Regions from separate parts of the Homo sapiens genome. Here region 2 is linked to region 1. The links are chromatin contacts, found by Hi-C or POLR2A ChIA-PET in ENCODE. All regions are on one chromosome and are shown on one strand. Each heading gives the region's core, a stretch centred on a gene start or an enhancer-like site at or near the end of the contact. The rest is flanking DNA. Distances are from core to core; before and after follow the strand shown. Region 1 overlaps LDLRAD4 (low density lipoprotein receptor class A domain containing 4). Region 2 overlaps LDLRAD4 (low density lipoprotein receptor class A domain containing 4).

What was found. Hi-C counts contacts between places; a loop is a spot of excess contacts on that map. ChIA-PET counts read pairs that join two places held with the same protein, here RNA polymerase II (POLR2A). Pooled maps may share reads with other maps.
Region 2: a loop to region 1 is called in a map of sigmoid colon, with 5 times the contacts of the local background. The contact joins two enhancer-like sites. A Hi-C loop is called at or near these places in 4 of 168 maps with a recorded cell type or tissue (CD8-positive, alpha-beta T cell, chondrocyte, naive thymus-derived CD4-positive, alpha-beta T cell and 1 more), 1 of 37 single-sample maps with no recorded cell type and 5 of 50 pooled maps. POLR2A ChIA-PET finds 5 or more read pairs at or near these places in 2 of 52 experiments (Panc1 and T-cell).

The regions. Positions count from the first base shown.
Region 1 is chr18:13,265,729-13,271,029 of GRCh38, reverse strand. All of the region lies in intron 1 of LDLRAD4 (low density lipoprotein receptor class A domain containing 4), which reads right to left. Among named protein-coding and RNA genes, the nearest start is that of C18orf15, 29 kb to the right of the region's middle. RefSeq lists a silencer at 2,366-2,660 and an enhancer at 4,557-5,119. Within about 2 kb of position 2,534, at least 13 of the 41 ENCODE cell types and tissues checked have a DNase peak (open chromatin) inside an H3K27ac peak, as active enhancers do.
Region 2 is chr18:13,541,545-13,546,845 of GRCh38, reverse strand. The region is part of intron 4 of LDLRAD4 (low density lipoprotein receptor class A domain containing 4); the gene reads right to left. Among named protein-coding and RNA genes, the nearest start is that of MIR4526, 67 kb to the left of the region's middle. RefSeq lists enhancers at 3,913-4,434, 4,435-4,958. Within about 2 kb of position 2,330, at least 2 of the 41 ENCODE cell types and tissues checked have a DNase peak (open chromatin) inside an H3K27ac peak, as active enhancers do.

The DNA of each region.
Region 1 (5,301 bases), core at 1,285-3,784:
CTTTCCTCTGTAAATCCCCCATAGTAGTAGTCACTGTGTACTTTCACACATTTCAAATGCAATATGTACACATGTATGCATATATACACAGATAATATCCAAATACATATGTACACAAACACACTCTGGGTTGTGGTATTTAAATACACACACACATACATATCACATGTATAACTTTTTAATTTCTAAAAACAATACTTAGTCTCATTATTTGAAATACATTTTCTCTTCCCTTCTGTCAGAGATCACTTCTTTAGTGCTGGCTGTGGTCTCCGCTCCTGCAGAGTTCTAGCCTCCCAGTGGAACCTGCCGACGCCCTGAGGAAGGATCCCTCGCAGCACAACCATGCAGGGTCCAGAAAGCAGAAAGCAGCTAACTGCATTCCGCTCTAGCCAAACAGAACTCACCCCATCTGTATCATCTACGCATAAACTTTGCAAATAAAGTCCTGGATCCAGTACTCTGAAATAACTTAATGAAAACACATTCTACTGCTAAAGTACCTTTGCCTTGGCTTCCAGTGCTGTGATACACTTGTACGCGGTAATGCAAATAGGCCTGGAACGAGCATACTTTGCCCTCTCGACCCGGCCAATTCAGACTCTACACATCTGTAGTGAGCCCCAAGGTTCTACATTTCCTTTTCTTTTTTTCCTTTTCTTTTTTTTTTTTTAAGAGACAGAGTCACCCAGGCTAGATTACAGTGAAGCCATCACAGCTCATAGCAGGCTCTGCTTCCTGGGTGCAAGTGATCCTCCCACCTCAGCCTCCCATGCAGCTGTGATCACAGGTAGGCACGCCACCAGGCCCAGCTAATTTTTAAAATTTTTGTACAATCAGGATCTTGCTGTGTTGCCCAGCCTGGTCTCAAACTCCTGGGATCAAGAGATCATCCCACCTTGGCCTCTCAAAGTGCTAAGATGTCAGATGTGAGCCACCATGCCCAGCCTCCACATTTCTAGCAAGCCCCCAGGAGACACCAGCACAGCGGTCCAGTGACACGGCTCTAGACAGCCCTGGTGTGTTTGCAGATCAAGGTAGCCTGCCTTGACTCCTCTACAAATACTTGTTCAAATCCACAGCAGCAAGAGCCTGCTGTGAAGGCAGCTATTCGAGTGATACCCATAAGCATGTTAACATGGATGTCAGGTGACGGACAGGGCCACATGGGAGGATGGAGGACAGAACATCCAAGGGGATACCAGGAGGAAGGGGTCGAAGAAGGCTGTGAGGACACTGAGTTTGAGAATGAGACCATGCCTGCTGCAGAAACCTATGAACCATTCAAGATGAAAAGAACACATCTCTCTGGAAGGAACTCCCACACTGCCGACTCAGACTGACTCCAAGTGTGAGCACATGACGTCGGACAGCTCGCTAGGGCCCCAGCAGGCTGGGAAACAGGCACGGATGCTACCAGCAGAAGCCACCACGCAAATGGGCTTCCCCTCAGGAAAAAAAAAAAAAGATCATCTACCCCGGTTCATTTGAAAAGACACAGATGCTCCAAATATTCCCACATTAACGGATCATTTTAATTGAAAATAGAGACATGCTTCTACTACCTCATCAGAGCACTAGTTCAGAGCACAATATCTGATTGTAAAGATTGTCACTGTGTGTAAGCCAGCTGCTTACATTTCATTGAGCCAGTGTTTTAAAAAATTACCAAGTTCCTCTTCATTTTACACCATTCTTAGAATATTTCCCAGTATTTTCTCTATGAGACCACTGAAAAATAACCATTGGCATTGAAATCTTGCTCAGCTTGGGAGCCACTATTAACTAGTTAAAGTTTGGACATGCTGCTCTACAAGCTACTAAATTAATAAGGGTAAAAATAAACTTCCAGAAAAGGCAAACCCTACATTAGTTCAGCCCTCTCGCATTCAAAGACATGCAGCCTTTCCTCATTCTTGTGGGTTTCATAAACTAAGAAGCACAGAACACTGTAAACTGATTTACTGGTTTCCATACATGCTGCCAAATTTCCACTTCTGCAAAACCAATTTCAATCAAACAAAAACCCTAAAGTTAATCTTCTAGTTCCTCACATGGTCCAATTTATTCAGAATGCAGGGTAAAAAGTTGGAAGACAAGAAATCAATTGTTGGCGAATAATGTCAATGTTAATTTACTGTCTTCATTTTTTAAATCACTACTTTGTCTCAGGATCATTTCCTCCTCCAAGTTCTGGAAAGTCTTTAAAAAGTGGACACTGCCAAACAATGGCCTTGTTATAAGCCAAAGTTTAGTTATTTTAAGGCATTTACTTTACTGCCTTTTAGCTGAAGTTCTCATGAAAATCTTTCCAAGCCACTAACTTTGTTAAGAATTTTTACAGGTTTACAATATAATACTGCATAGCTTCTAAACATTTCAGGGTTTTACTCTGCCCATTACTTTAGCCTTTAAGAAAGCAGCGAAGTCTGGAGTTAACAACTTAGGTAAGAGAAAGGGACGCCAAGAGGGGAAACGCTGGCAGTGACTTAACAAGGCTGCATTCCAAGGGAACAGCTAAAGGGCAGCCTGCGGTGTGAGGCTCCTTGTAAGAGGTAGCAGAGGCAGTCTGAAGGCACAGCATTTTGCATGTGCTGACTCCCTAAGAGATCTCCCTTCCTCTGCCTTCAGTAGCATGCTCAGATGTGCATATAAAGACCAAGAAGCCCCATATTTTCAGATGCTCAGATGAAACCATCTCCCACTAGGCCAGAATCCCAACAGGGGAGGGAAGCAGGGAGAAGAGTCAAGCCGAGGGGGGAGGAGGGTAAAGGAGGAACTGAGACTAAGGAAAACGGATAGAGAGTCCAGGACAGACTGGCAGGGGAGGCGGAGTGGGCACCATCTGCAGTCCATCGACAGGAACAAAATATTCTGCCCTGGGACAGGAAAACAAAGGAAATCAGTAGAAAACTATAGTCTTAAACTTAAGAGGAAAATATCTCTCCAGGCACATCTTGGAAAGTACAAGAGTTTCAAAAGACTAAAAAGAATGTGTCAAGCCAGGTGCACTGGGGGTAGTAGTTGTCGTCCCAGCTACTACAGAGGGGAGGTGGGAGGATCGCTTGAAGTGAGGAGTTCAAGTCTAGCCTGGGCAACATAGTGAAGCCTCATCTCTAAAAAATTGTTTTAAAAGAAAAAGAAACAATGCATTGGTCTGCCCATGTTACCTTAAGTCAAAGCTCAGGAAGGACAGTGGGTGACTCACAGTCTGTGCCAGTTCTCATGGCATGCAAGCTGTCACCAGGGGCCCCAGGAAAGCTGCTGGACAATCCTTACATGTGCGTGATTTCCAATCAGCCAGCCAGAATGCGGGGCCCCAGCCTCTGGCTGAAACCTTCCAGAAAAGCAAAAGATGAGAATGAACAAATGAAGTAGCTGGGTTACACACGACGTCTGAAGTGAGGCTTGCTCATCTCAGTTAGACAGCAGCAGGAGCTGGATCTGAGCGAAAACTGACGGCTGATCTCATACATGCAAACACCAAACACTGCAGAGGTTGTTTACAGAAAGTGAATTAGCATTCACAGGCTATGCCCCTGGGCAGCTTCACTATCCTGATCAAACTGTCCCCGTTCTTCTCAAATTCCACCACCACATGTGACAGGTGGAACGGGTGATGCTGGTTTTAAAATAAATGAGATAGACCACTCTTCCAGTAACTGCTAAGGCTGCAGGCCTGTGTGCACACACTAAAAACAATACAACACAGACACACACACGCGTGAAACTGACCAGTGATCAGAAGTAGAGTTTCCAGACGTTCCAAACATTACTTTGATAATTTTTAAGTGCACAGCAAAAAAAAAGTGTATCACTCTACATCTACATAATTACATACCAAAAAATGTTTCTATTAGAATTATTTGGCCCTTACAAGTGAAAGTACATTTTGCAAAGATAGGTGTCACTGAACTGCTAAAGCAATGTTAGCAGTCGCATTCATAATTCACAAGTGCAGTCTGAGAATATTTTCACAAACCTCTCCCTTGCCACCATTACCCTGTTGATTCTAACCAAGACCTAGGCGTGAACTCAGAAAATGCTGTTCTTTCACAAAGAGATTCCACATGAAAGGAGATCTAGCCTTCAGTCGACGTAAAAGATTTTCTACCTCACTGGAACATAAAATTGTAACTCTTAGTATTACTCTTACTCAGAATTCTGTTCATTTCAACTCTCTTCCTAGTCAGTGACTTGCCACCTCTGAGGCTGTGACTGAAACTGTAACTTACACTCGGAAGGCAGCTCCAAGGGTAGTGTGGGGACAGGACTCCAGGGATCTGCCCACGGGTCTGGCCAGGACTGCGGTGCTGGGCTTGCTTCAGAGCAGTTCCCTCTCCTCCACGGAGAAGCCATCGCCAGGCAGCGCCTGAGCGTGGAGGCCCTGCGGCAGCCTGCCTTCTGCCTAAGACGGTCACTATGCCAATTCAAAACAAAACAAAACATAACTGATTCCCAGCTGTGCCCAGTCCAAGCCCAAATCTGGAGAAGGCAGCCACCAGAGACCCTCGGAATCCTCCCGCCTCTGGACACCTGAGCCCCATGCCAGAAAGGAAAGGAAAGCCAAGCCCAGGGTTGGGTGCCTTCCTCAGCGGGCTGTGTCTGTTGTCCCCGAGACTGCTCCTGCCCACATCTGGCCACGGACCCAGTGCGAGGTACCAGGAGTTGTGCAGGAGGAATGAAGCCACGCCCTGCCCTCGAGGAGCTCCCAGGCTAGCTGTGAATGCAGGGCTGGAGGGCAGAGGGCTTATGCGGACTCTGTAGCAAAATGATCTTCTGTGTTCCTGGGTCCACAGGAAGAAGTCGGGGGAGCCCTAAAAACAAGCCCCGAAAAAGCCTTTGTTTTTAAGGTCTGGGCGAGTGCTACTCACTGTCCAAACTACAGAACAACCGTGTCAAGGAGCCCGCCATTCTTGCTAAAACACACGTTCACTGCCAGGCATCATCTAAGCTTCTGAGTCAGAATCTCTTGGGGTGGAGTCCAGGAATCCGTATTTTTAACAAGCTCCCCAGATAATGCTTAAACATATCGATGCTTAAAACCAGAGCTCTAAACCTAGATCGAGCAGATCCACGTGGGGGTGAGGAGGAGGCTGAGTGCTCAGGGGTGGGAGGAGAAGAGGGACCCACCCAGGGGAGGGCAAAGACCTCAGGAGTAGTGAGGAGGGGGCTGAGGAAGACCCCTGGAGGCCTGAGCTGTGTGCAGCAGAGTGGAGTCCCAGGGCCACCCCAACAGGAGATGACTTCAGCAGACCTTGAAGAAGATCTCAGCACCAGGCAAGCAGGACCCATGGCCAA
Region 2 (5,301 bases), core at 1,081-3,580, 280 kb before region 1:
CTTTCTGTGCCGCTTCATCATCTGGCAAGCCCCTCACTGATGTCAGCGACAGAATCCTCAGAGATCACCGCTTTCTCTAAGCTGAGAAAGTGGGGATGGCGGATGGGGGAACCACGTGCCCGACAGCATCAGGCCTAATGAGCTTGCATGAAGTTCCCTGCACACACGGACTACTTTTGTGCCAGGGTACTGAGTAATTCCACCAGTGTTATTCAGTGACATCACATGGCAGTAGTGTGTGGTATTTAAAAAAAAAACCACCCAGGCTGGGTAACATAGCAAGACCCTGTCTCTACAAAAAATGCAAAAATTAGCCAGGCATGGTGGTGCACACCTGTAGTCCCAGGTACTCAGGAGGCTGAGGCAGGAGAATCGCTTGAGCCTGGGAATTTGAGGCTGCTATGAGCTATGATTGCACCACTGCACTCCAGCCTGGGCAACAGGGCAAGACTCTGTCAGGCAAGCAAGAGGGGAGGGGGGAGGGGAGGCCATCTTCAATCTTTTATTGTTGAGCCACTTCAGTTAGACAAATTACTCCCGAGCAGCAGTTAGTGGTGGAGTTGGCCTGCTGGTTCCCCGGCAGAGCTGCTTCACTGAACTCCCCTCCCTTACCCCTTGACCTTCCACTTGATGAGTGACAGCCATTGGGTCCAGGCTGAATGCACCCATCTCTCCATCTGTGAACATAAACCCAGTCCCCTGCCTCAACTGTTGTTGACTTTTACCACCCACTCCCCACCAAGCAGGGGCTAAACCATCTGCCCTAATCCCGAACAGCCTCAGGCTCTCACTTCACAGGTAGGGAACTTAGGTCCAGAGGGGGAAGGTAATGGGCCTGTGATCCCACAGTTATGAACACTGCATCCCGACCCTATCCTTCACTGCTGCTGCTAAGAAACTCCCTCTTGGCTTAGGATTGAGGACAGCTCTGTGACTATGACTTCCCAAATGAAGCCCACTGACTCTCACCTGTTGGGTCCTTCCCAGCCTCCATCCTGCCCCATTGGCTTTCCCTGACTTTTGAGCTGTGGTTACATGTTCCACCCCTGGAAGGCTCCACCCCACTGTGACCTGTGCACAGCAGGCACTGAGTATGCTTGGTGTCATAAATTAGCTTGCTTGGCTCCATAACATCTCCTGTCTCTTTCCTGCCCCGCCAGTTTCCCACCCTCCTCAGTTCCCGCAGCTTGTTTGCAGCTAAGAAACCGCACTGCTCATGGCCGGCTGCTAGAAGAAGGTGTGTGTGTGGAAGAGTAACCAGAGCTACTGCTGGCCTCAGCACAGGACTCCATAAAGGAGAAAGCCATTAGTGGATCCCAGCAGGACAAGACAAGATGACACAGGATGATTCTCTCGCTGGTCAATGGAGGGCCATTGAATTGGTCTTAATCTGCAAACTTCATATTTGATCATTTTCATGTTTTCCCACACTTTAACTAAGGGCTCACCATACATTTTGGTGTTGCCAAAAGGATTCGTTGATATATAACTTGGACATAAAGATCAGAGTCCCCGAGGAGTCCCCTTTGCTTCCCTAGAGTTCTCCAGTTCCAGGCGTCTGCCCTGAACGTGCGCAGCTCAATGATGTGGTCAAAGAGGCTGGGGCTCGGGGAGCAAGATCAAAAACACGCAGCCCTTCAGAGTCCTGGAGCCATCTTCCCAGGTACTCCATCAGCAGCATCCCAGAGATCCCCTGCAATCAGCTGGGCCATCAAGAGGAGGCCACTAACACCACCCCACTCTCTCAGCTGAGGACCTTCTGGGGAGCACCACTGGATAAGGCTAGATTGCGTGGCCGTTAAAACTTTGGGACTGACTTCACACAGTGGATGTTTACATTCTAAGAAAGTTTAATGTATGTTTTCTCTAATAATACTTTCAATTATAAAAGTAATACTTGTTCATTTTAGAAAATTTGGAAAATAAAAGGAGCACATTAAAAAAAAAAAAAAAAAAAAAAGACAAACCATCACCTGCCATGACGTCTAACCTTCTGATGTGCTCCAGGGAGTTGGACCCTTTTTCCTGGCGGCAGCTGAAACGGTTGGACCTAGCCTCTCCTTGGTCTGTGCAAAATCACTATTATAAAGATGGCTTCTGTCTGTCCTCTGAAAGGTGACGGGTGTGTTCGGACTTTAGCTTCACTGTCAACAGGTTGCAGTTAGGTCTACCTGTAAGTTGTCCTCCATTCTAGCCTACTTAAGAGAAAACAGCACAGCTTCGCGAGAGCTCTGTCTCCCACACGAACTCCGCTTTCCCATCCACCATGCAGGCTGCCATCCACAGCAGTCACTGTACCAGGAGCCACTCAAGGTGAGCCAGTCCTGGGCCGACTGATGGGTTGATTTCACAATTTTCTGTCTCCTGAAAACACATCTTTGTACCCATCTTTGTTTTCTTTCTGGGTCTGTAACTGTATTAAGCTCAGGGCTCAATTCCTTCCAGCTTCAAATATTTTCCCTGCCCAGGAGGTGGGGAGGAAAGCACAGCGTCTGCTATTTATGGTGTCAAAGAAGGTTTGTTTATCCTATTAACATAATCAACAGTTGTGCCTCCATGGCACCCTAGACAAGTCCCTGGCCCACTGCAGCACTCTGACGGGGAAATCACACTCCAGGAAAACAGCCCGGAGGCAGAGCAGTGCCTCAGGCAATCAACACGTTTTTCACTAAAGTTTCCCAATCTCATTTCTGAAGGTATTTCTGAAAAGCAGCGTGGCTTCATAGCAGGCCCAGCGATGGAAACCACAATGCCAAGGCTGAAAGCCCAGAAGTGCGGCCTCAGCTTCACGGTGCCTCACCCTGTGTGCACACTGTGTGCATGCATGTGCACGTCCACACGTATGCACGTATGTGGGCCTGCACGTTCGGGGCAGGCCTCGTCCTGGTATCCCCGGGTACATACTCCATGCCAGAGTCTGTGCTGGTTTCCCTCACAGACATCTCTTTGGCTAATCCTCCCAGCAGCCCTGTTGGAGGTAGGGCTCAACAGGTAGCCCCGTTGGCGGTCGTTTTTCCTTATTGGAGAAACTGTGGCTCAGAAAGTTTCACTGACTTTCCCAAGGGCACAGAGGAGATAAAGGGCAGAATCTGGATCAGAGCTAGAGTCTGGCTGACTCCACAGGCCAGCCAAACCCCAAGTCACCAACAAACTCCAGGTGACTCCACCAATCTACCTCTGAGACCTAATGTAAGGCAGACAAAGAAAGTGAAGGTACAAAGATAATCTACAAATGCTTTTAATAGATGAGATGTTAATTTTAACAATAATGCAATCATGTAAATTCTCTCCAGTTGAGAAAGGTATTATTCTTCAATTCAGCTTGTTAAACCTCCTTCAGGATTCTAAAACCTTTTAGACTCTTAAATTGCAGCCTTCCATGTCCCTTGTCCTGCCTCCAGCACACTCTTCAGTAAACAAAAGTCAACAGCACCAGGGCAAAACTAAAGGAAGTGCTGGATGGTCTCAGAATTCAGGATGACAGTACCCGGGAGGCTCGCATGTGTGGGTGCATGCCGTGGCAGGAGAAGGCTGCAGATATAGGATGAAGATGATTTTAGGAACAGGAGCTCAAGACCTCTAGTTCCAGCCCCTTTTAGATCCCGTGGTTGTCCCAGGCCCTAAAGGGCACAAAAAGCTGACTGCTCATTTGTGGGCTTGTTATCCACACCAGATGGCTTTCAGGGGTGGATTTAGATTTAATTGGCCGGACTGAATCAGAAGAACCATGTTAAAGAAATCCTTAGGAAACTTACATGGGTGATCCCTAAATTACCTTCCGAAGAGCCATGCATGCGTCCTCTGGCTGCTCCAGGTGTAAAAAATGCCTGTAAAAAGATGGGACTATGGGCCATATTTACCACGTTTATCCAGAGAGTTGATTCTCCTTAATACCAGGAAACTAGGCAACAGCTGGAAAGGAAAATATCAGAAGGACTTGGAGGGGACACAAGCAGGCAAGGTACCTCTGTCCCTCGGTGCTGCTCACACACGAGTGGCCCCTTCTCTTTGTAAATACAGACACCCAGCAGATCTGTGCTCGAAACAGCCCTCCATGGAAGGGGAGCAAACTACAGGAAAGGGTTTATTTAAAAACACCAAGGACCCAAAAGAAAAACCAGAATGAAGTAAGTGCAGAGGAAAGTGTTCTGAGTGTGTGGAGCACCCACCTCCGCCCGCCCCGCCTCCTTATCTTCTCCCTGGATTCCTGAGGGCTGCCTGGAAGAGGATGAATGTCCACACCTCCCTGGAGGAGCCCACGGTAGGGGACGGGAGGCTGACACATAGAGAGGGCGACACAGTGCACCCAGGACTGTGACAGAAATCCATGCAAAGTGCTGAGGAGAAGCCAGCAGGTTCTGCCTGGAAGGTCGGGGATGGCTTACCAGGGAGGGGACAATCATGAGTCCTAGGCAGGAAAGGTCCTCTGGAGAGAGGAAATGGCACACGCGCAAGCACGGAGGCATGAGGGGCCAGGGTCCTGGAGGACACTGGGCCGGGACAGATCAGACTCCAGGCAAGGAGGGAGATGGCGCCAGACTGTGATCATAAGCTTCACGATGATGCAACAGCCAAATATTTACTGTCTCACAGTGGAGATTAAACAGCCTCTCCATAAAACACACCGGCTTGTTCTCTGCATTGACAGAACTTTTTAAACCATGAACTGATTCCCCAACATAAACTACACAACAGCCAGCTTTATGAAGAGAGCTGCATTGCTGTTATATAAGTAGAACTTGAGTAGAGAGTGACCTTTTTCCTTTTTTAGAATCAGGGTCTTACTCTGTTGCCAGGGCTGGAGTGCGGTGGCATGATCACAGCTCACTGCAACCTTCAACTCCTGGGCTCAAGGGATCCTCCCACCCCAGCCTCCCCAGTAGCTGGGACCATAGACATGTACCACCACACCCCACTAATTTTTTTGGGCTATATTTGTAGAGACAACATCTCACTATGTTGTCCAGGCTGGTCTCGAACTTCTGGCCTTAAGCTATCCTCCTGGCTTTAAGCTATCCTCCTGGCTTGGTCTCCCAAAGTGCTGGGATCACAAGTGTGAGCCACCACGCCTGGCGGTCTTTTTCATATATTACTCTCAGTGTGCTAAACTCCTCACACCAGGGAAGGTCCAAAGGTCATCCACACCTTCCTGATTTAGAGAGCATTTCTGAACACTGTGATTCAGAAGGGTGTCCGGAGGCATCTCAGAGGCAGTAAGTATTTTAATTATTAGTAGAAACGTGCAGAGTGCAGAACACCAGAACCAACAGTCTTTCTATGAGAAAGACCAGTTCTAGTCTC